Linked DNA regions of Homo sapiens: region 2 is linked to region 1. Evidence: read pairs that join two places in POLR2A ChIA-PET (ENCODE). Cell type or tissue: MCF 10A. All regions are shown on one strand. Each heading gives the region's core, and the rest is flanking DNA. Links, peaks and the distances in the headings are about the cores only.

Region 1 (2,967 bases), core at 320-2,819:
TACAGAGGTGCAAAACAGCATGTCCCATTCTAGGAAAACCTTCTAATGACTCCCCATTGTCAGTGAAATCAAGTCCAGAGTCCTTGGCATGATTTACCCAACTGTGGTGTGATACCTACCCAGATTTCACTTCCCACCCCCACTTCAGGACTCACGCACTCATTCTCCCAGGTCCCCAACTGCTGAAAGTGTTGGTGACTGACAGCTTGCAATGAAATCCTCTTCCTGAGATTGCGCTGGGCTAAAGAGAGCTTTCTAGCCCAAAGTCACAGATCCTTCTTAGTGCAGCCTGCAGGTAATGAATGGCCAATACAGGGATATAAAGGCCTGTCTCCCTTTCCCCATCTAAGGACAACTCCGAGGAGTCATACCAGGCTCAGAGCTCCCTGTGGGATTCATGGAAGCTGCATTGTGACTGCACTGAAGCTCAGCTTCTCCCTCCACCCGATCCTACTCCCTTGTCTTACATTTCAGGTGTAGATCCCAAGAGCACTATTGAGTCAATTTTCTACATAGTAAACTCCATCACAGAGTCTCTTTCCCAGGCAACTCAACCTTCCATGATCTGGCCTCAGATTACTTGTCCAGCTTTATCTCTTTCTACTTTCTCCTTACCCTCAACACTCCAACCATAATGAAGCTAGGAATGATGTGGCCAGTGTCACAGCTAATGTGTATTTACTGAGTGCTATGAACACTTTACATGTGATTCCATTTGTCTGGAATGCTCTTCCCCAGATATTCTAATGGGTCATTCCCCTTCCTGCTTTCAAATCTTATTTATCTCACAAGTGAGGGTCTATTATCATCCTCTTTTCATAGATGAAAAAAACCAATACATAGATAGGTTAAGCTACTTGTCCAAAGTCACACAATTAGTAAGAGGCAGTGCTGGGATTTAAACTCAGCACTCCGGCCCCAGAGCCCATGCTTTACATGAGATCATTTTGCTTTTTCAAAGTGTCATGCTCGTAGGAGCATGGAGGTTGCAATTGGAGGGGTGGAGACTAGAGCAGGGACACCAGCCTTACCGCAGGAGAAAATGAAGGCTTAAATCAATGTTGGGATAGTGAGGACATAAATGCAAGGGTAGATATGATAAATATTAAGGAGGTGGATGAGACAGAGCTTTGGATTCCTCCTCTATTTCTCCCATTCCTTCTACATCTGACTTATGCCCCCAATTTTTGCATGGGTGGATGGCGTATCATTCATCAAGAGAAGATAAGTAGCAGGAGGAGCAAACTTGCAAAAAGGACATTGTATGCAAATGGGGATTGTGTTTTAAAGTGTGGTTCATAAACCAGAAGCTTTGGCATCCACTGGGAGCTTGTTGGGAATGCACGATCTTGGGCAGTATGCCAGACATACTGAATCAGAATCTCCATTTTAACAAGTCTTCCAGATGATTCACATGCACATTAATGTTTGAAAAGCACGGGCATAAGGAGCATTCTGGTGGGGATATCCAGTAATATGTCCAGTTGGATATTTGGGTTTGGGGCTCAGGATGGAGGTCTAGACTGGAGGGGTAAAGACAGGAGGTAACAGCCTATGGGTGGTAGCTGAAACCACTGGCATTGAATTAGATCCCAAGGAGAATATAGGGCAGAGGTCTCTCTCTTTTCAAGGCTCATTGCACAATGTTCTAAGCCAAGGTTGAAAATTGTTAGCCTTGGTGACTACAGCTGGCTCAAGCACATGTTTATTTGACCCTCACATTATTTTAATTTTTAAAATATTAGATGTAAGCAGTTAACCAACAGATTTTTACATAAAACCTGTATTTCTGACATAAAAATGTTCTCGTAAAAAATGAGAAGATCACTTTGGGAGGCCAAGGTGGGAAGATCACTTGAGGCCAGGAGTTCGAAACCAGCCTGGCCAACATCATGAAACCCTGTCTTTACTAAAAATACAAAAATTAGCTGGGTGTGGCACGAGAATCACTTAAACCCCAGCCTAGCCAACAGAGCAAGACTTTGTCTCAAAAAAAAAAAAAAAAAAAAGAGAGAGAGAGAGAGAGAAGATCTGGCATTATATCTCTGATTAGCAGCTGCCTCCTTTAGCAGGTACACCTAAAGAAGCCCCACTTCTCCCTGCTGTATCCCCAATGCTGAGAATAAGTATCAGCTGTCTTTTATCACATTTGCTCTGTTTTTGTTAAAGCAGAATTAAGTGGATAATCAAAATTTTTTTGTACCTATGACTCTATCAAAAGTGGAAAATGAAAGATAACAGGGTTACTATTTCAAAATAAAAACAGGGCAAGATCACATTTCTTTGTGATTTCTGGCATATACTACATTGTCACACATCAACCAGACTCGCATTACTTACTCATATGACTGGCCTGACATTTATAGGCAGGTTGCAGAGAGAAAAAGAGGGCCAAGATAGAGTCTTGGGAAGATTAACATTGTAGGAATAAGTAGAGGAAGAGAAACCCACCAAGGAGATTGAGAATAAAAACCACAAGTGGTAGGAAAATGGCAGAATAATGTGGTCCGATAGAAGCAAAGGGAGGAGAGAGGGTTTCCAGGAGGGAGAGGTTTACAATGCCAAGGGCTGTAAATGGATCAAGAAAGATGAAAACTAAGGTGTAAGTTGGACTAGGCAGTTAGGAAGTCCTGGGTTACCTATGCCAGACTCTTTTTATTGTGGCATGAGAAGGGTGGAAGTCTGGTTCCAGTGGCCTAGGGAGTGAGTGGAACATGAGGATTGAGGAGATCTATCTCTCAAAAAAGAAGTTTGAGAAGCTTGACTAAGGCAGAGGAGGTAGGGAAAAGAGGGAATTGGATTCCCTGGTTTGATTTTCGTTCTTCTGAAAACTATCATAGACTTCAGTTGCAGCAAGATAGGTAGTAAGGCTTAGAGGTTGAAAATACAGGACAGAGTGGGTACTTTTTTTTTTTTTTTGAGATGGAGTTTTGCTCTTGTTGCCCAGGCTGGAGTGCAGTGGTGGGA
Region 2 (2,880 bases), core at 120-2,619, 1.2 Mb before region 1:
GGTTGATCTTGTCCCCCAGGCCTTCACTGAAAAACCCTGAGGACTGTTCCTTTTTTTTTTTTTTTTTTTTTTTGAGACAGGGTCTCGCTCTATGCCCAGGCCAGATTGCAGGGGTGTGACCACAGCTCAATCCCAGGTTCAAGCCAACTACCCACCTCAGCCTCCTAGGTAGCTGGGACTACAGGTGTGCACCATCATGCCCAGCTAATTTTTTTTTGTATTTTTTGTAGAGACAGGGTTTCACCATGTTGCCCAGGCTGGTCTTGATCTCCTGGGCTCACGTGATCTGCCCACCTTGGCTTCCCAAAGTGCTGGAATTACAGGCGTGAGCCACTGTGCCTGGCCAACTTTCCCATTTTTGATGTTGATAGGATAAGAAGTTACTAACCTGTTTCTTTTCTTTGAAGTTTTCAGCATTGCAAATAACAATCTCAGCTACTGGGATGCCCCCCTGGGAAGTTCTTATATGTGCAACAAAGAGCAGACTGTTTCAGTGTCTGGAGCATTTCAGATAAATACCTTTGATCTAAGGGTTCAGCCTTTCAATGTGACACAAGGAAAGTATTCTACAGGTAAGAATCAAGCAAACTTCATTAATAATTTATGTTCTTATGTTGACAGGTGGCTTTTCCTTTGAATCATAGACATTTAAACGTTGAAATAGAGGAATATGAATTCATAGCCTTGACCAAATTGTGCAACTCTATATTTGGCTCATCATTTTGCTCAACCGAGATGTTTTTGTGATCTTAAAATCATTTGCAAAAAAAGTTCTTAAAGCTAAAACTGATAGAAGCTTTAAGTGAGCTTTATTTGAGGTATGGGTTTTAGTTTGTAGGGAAGATGGCACTTGGGAGCAGCAGCTTTGAGCATCTTGCATCTGCTTCCTGAGGCCGTCTTCTCACTGGAAACATTTTCATACCTGAATGAAAGCAGTTTGGTCTGATTTTGTTAAGACAAAAGATAAAGAGCGGTAGCAAAGCCTCAAATATCATGAACTATGTTTTTACCAGCCAAAACGATCTGGAGAGTTTTCAAAGCATGTGCCAGTGTGAATGACGCTTTTTGAAGATCACTCAGGGATAATGGTGGTATTTATTAGATTTTTAATGAAACCTTTTGAAGGGCTCATTATAATGTGTTCATACGAATATGAAAGACATATTTGGCATTACAAGATTAAAATTTGCATGAAGAAAAAAAGCACATAAAATTCCTTAATTGACTTGTCCTTTTAAGCCTATTACCTAAAATTGGGGGTTTGTGGATCACAACTCTGTTGAGCAGAGCTAGCTATTCCAGGCATCCACATCCTTTTCAACCATTAATTCTATGGTTTGGAAGGAAATGTGGAAGCTGTGTTTAAAAGCGAATATACTGTGAGCCATTCGACTACTTTTGCAGTGGTGTTGAATACCTAGTCTGACTTGGTTAGGCCACAATAAATTGGGCTCTCCACCCTACCATTCTTGCGATTAAAGACGTTAGTTACACTTTAAAAATATTTTCAAGAATTCATTTTCCCTTTTGTCTGTTTTGCTTATGTACTTCAATTATTTTGATCCTTTAGTAGCTTTATTTTTGGACTTTTTATCTGGCTCCCCTTCATTATTCCCCTAATTTTAAGTCCAGATTTGTGTTTACAGTTTAAAATCGTTTGCAGTATTAGTATCATCACTTCAAGACTGTTTATCTAGTCACCTGTAATAGAGATGAGCTGTGCTCTTTCTCTTACTTTGAAACTTTGGTTTTTATGTACATAGAATTAAAAATATCACCCAAAGAGATATACAGCATTTAATACTGATATTGAATGTATAATCTATTTGTGGAACTAGGTTCTTGGCTGTGGGTACCTATAAATACAACACATAGGTAATATTTGACTGTATGGGGAAAGAAATAGAATTGCAATAAGGCAGAAGAGTGTTGATTGGATTTTACTGGATCAGACCACTTTCTAGAAGTAGAAAAAAATAGCCCCCTTAGGCTGCCAACCCTGACCAGATAAGAAATGCAGTAAGCACGCTCAAATTAGTAAGAGGTCCCAGTTTTCTTGACTTTGCAGCCACTAAAATTGTATGTACTAAGTCACGATCTGCAAACTTTAAAGTTCCAAACAGTGAGTGTTTTAGGCTTTGGTGCCATATGGTCTCTGTCACAACTATTTGACCCTGCTATTGTAGCACGAAAACAGCAACACATAAACAGATGACTGTGGCTGGGTTCCAATAAAACCTTATTTATGGACACTGGAATTTGAATTTTATATGCTCTCATGTGTCACAAAATATTTTTTTCAACCATTTAAAAATGTAAAGGCCATTTTTAGCTCTTGGACCAGATCTGGCCCATGGGCTACAGCTTGCTGACCCCTGACCCTAAAGACAGAGCCAGCCTGGCTATTCTCATCACATGATACCTTCCTGATCCTGTTTCCACTTTCCCAAAAGACATTCACTCTACCACTGAGAGGCTAATCTGGCTATGTAAAAGTGGGCTAGATTAGCTCCCTTTATTTCTGATAAAGTAATATGCCTATTTTGGAAAGGACTTGGAATATAAACAAACATATATGTGTGTATGTATATGTATATGCACACATATATATCACATATAAAATATATATCATATATATAATGTGTGCATTATATATCATATATAATGTGCATATATTATATATATGCACACATATACAATGTGCATATAATATATGCACATTACAATATGAGCTGTGTTTATAGATGTAAATGAATATACATGTATTCATATATATGAATATCTGCATATATACACATAAACAAATGAAAGGACAAAGAAAGTCTTAGAATTTTAATTCTAGAACAGTTCTCCATTTTCTATAGCTTTATCATAAAAATA

The links. Peaks named below come from ENCODE experiments on the same cell type or tissue, not always from the same donor. Only the 100,000 strongest peaks of a DNase experiment are listed, where the experiment ranks them.
Region 2: POLR2A ChIA-PET joins it to region 1 with 5 read pairs; 2 of 35 experiments call an interaction of 5 or more read pairs at or near these places.

Annotation. Positions count from the first base shown.
Region 1 is chrX:119,227,122-119,230,088 of GRCh38, reverse strand. It overlaps the pseudogene NUDT19P6. Among named protein-coding and RNA genes, the nearest start is that of PGRMC1, 7.7 kb to the left of the region's middle. In MCF 10A, for the core only: no CTCF peak of the experiment used is centred there; a DNase peak (open chromatin) is centred at 1,358.
Region 2 is chrX:120,439,422-120,442,301 of GRCh38, reverse strand. LAMP2 (lysosomal associated membrane protein 2) reads left to right here. Exons shown (of 9, transcript NM_002294.3): 8 at 408-572. Among named protein-coding and RNA genes, the nearest start is that of LAMP2, 28 kb to the left of the region's middle. In MCF 10A, for the core only: no CTCF peak of the experiment used is centred there; no DNase peak of the experiment used is centred there.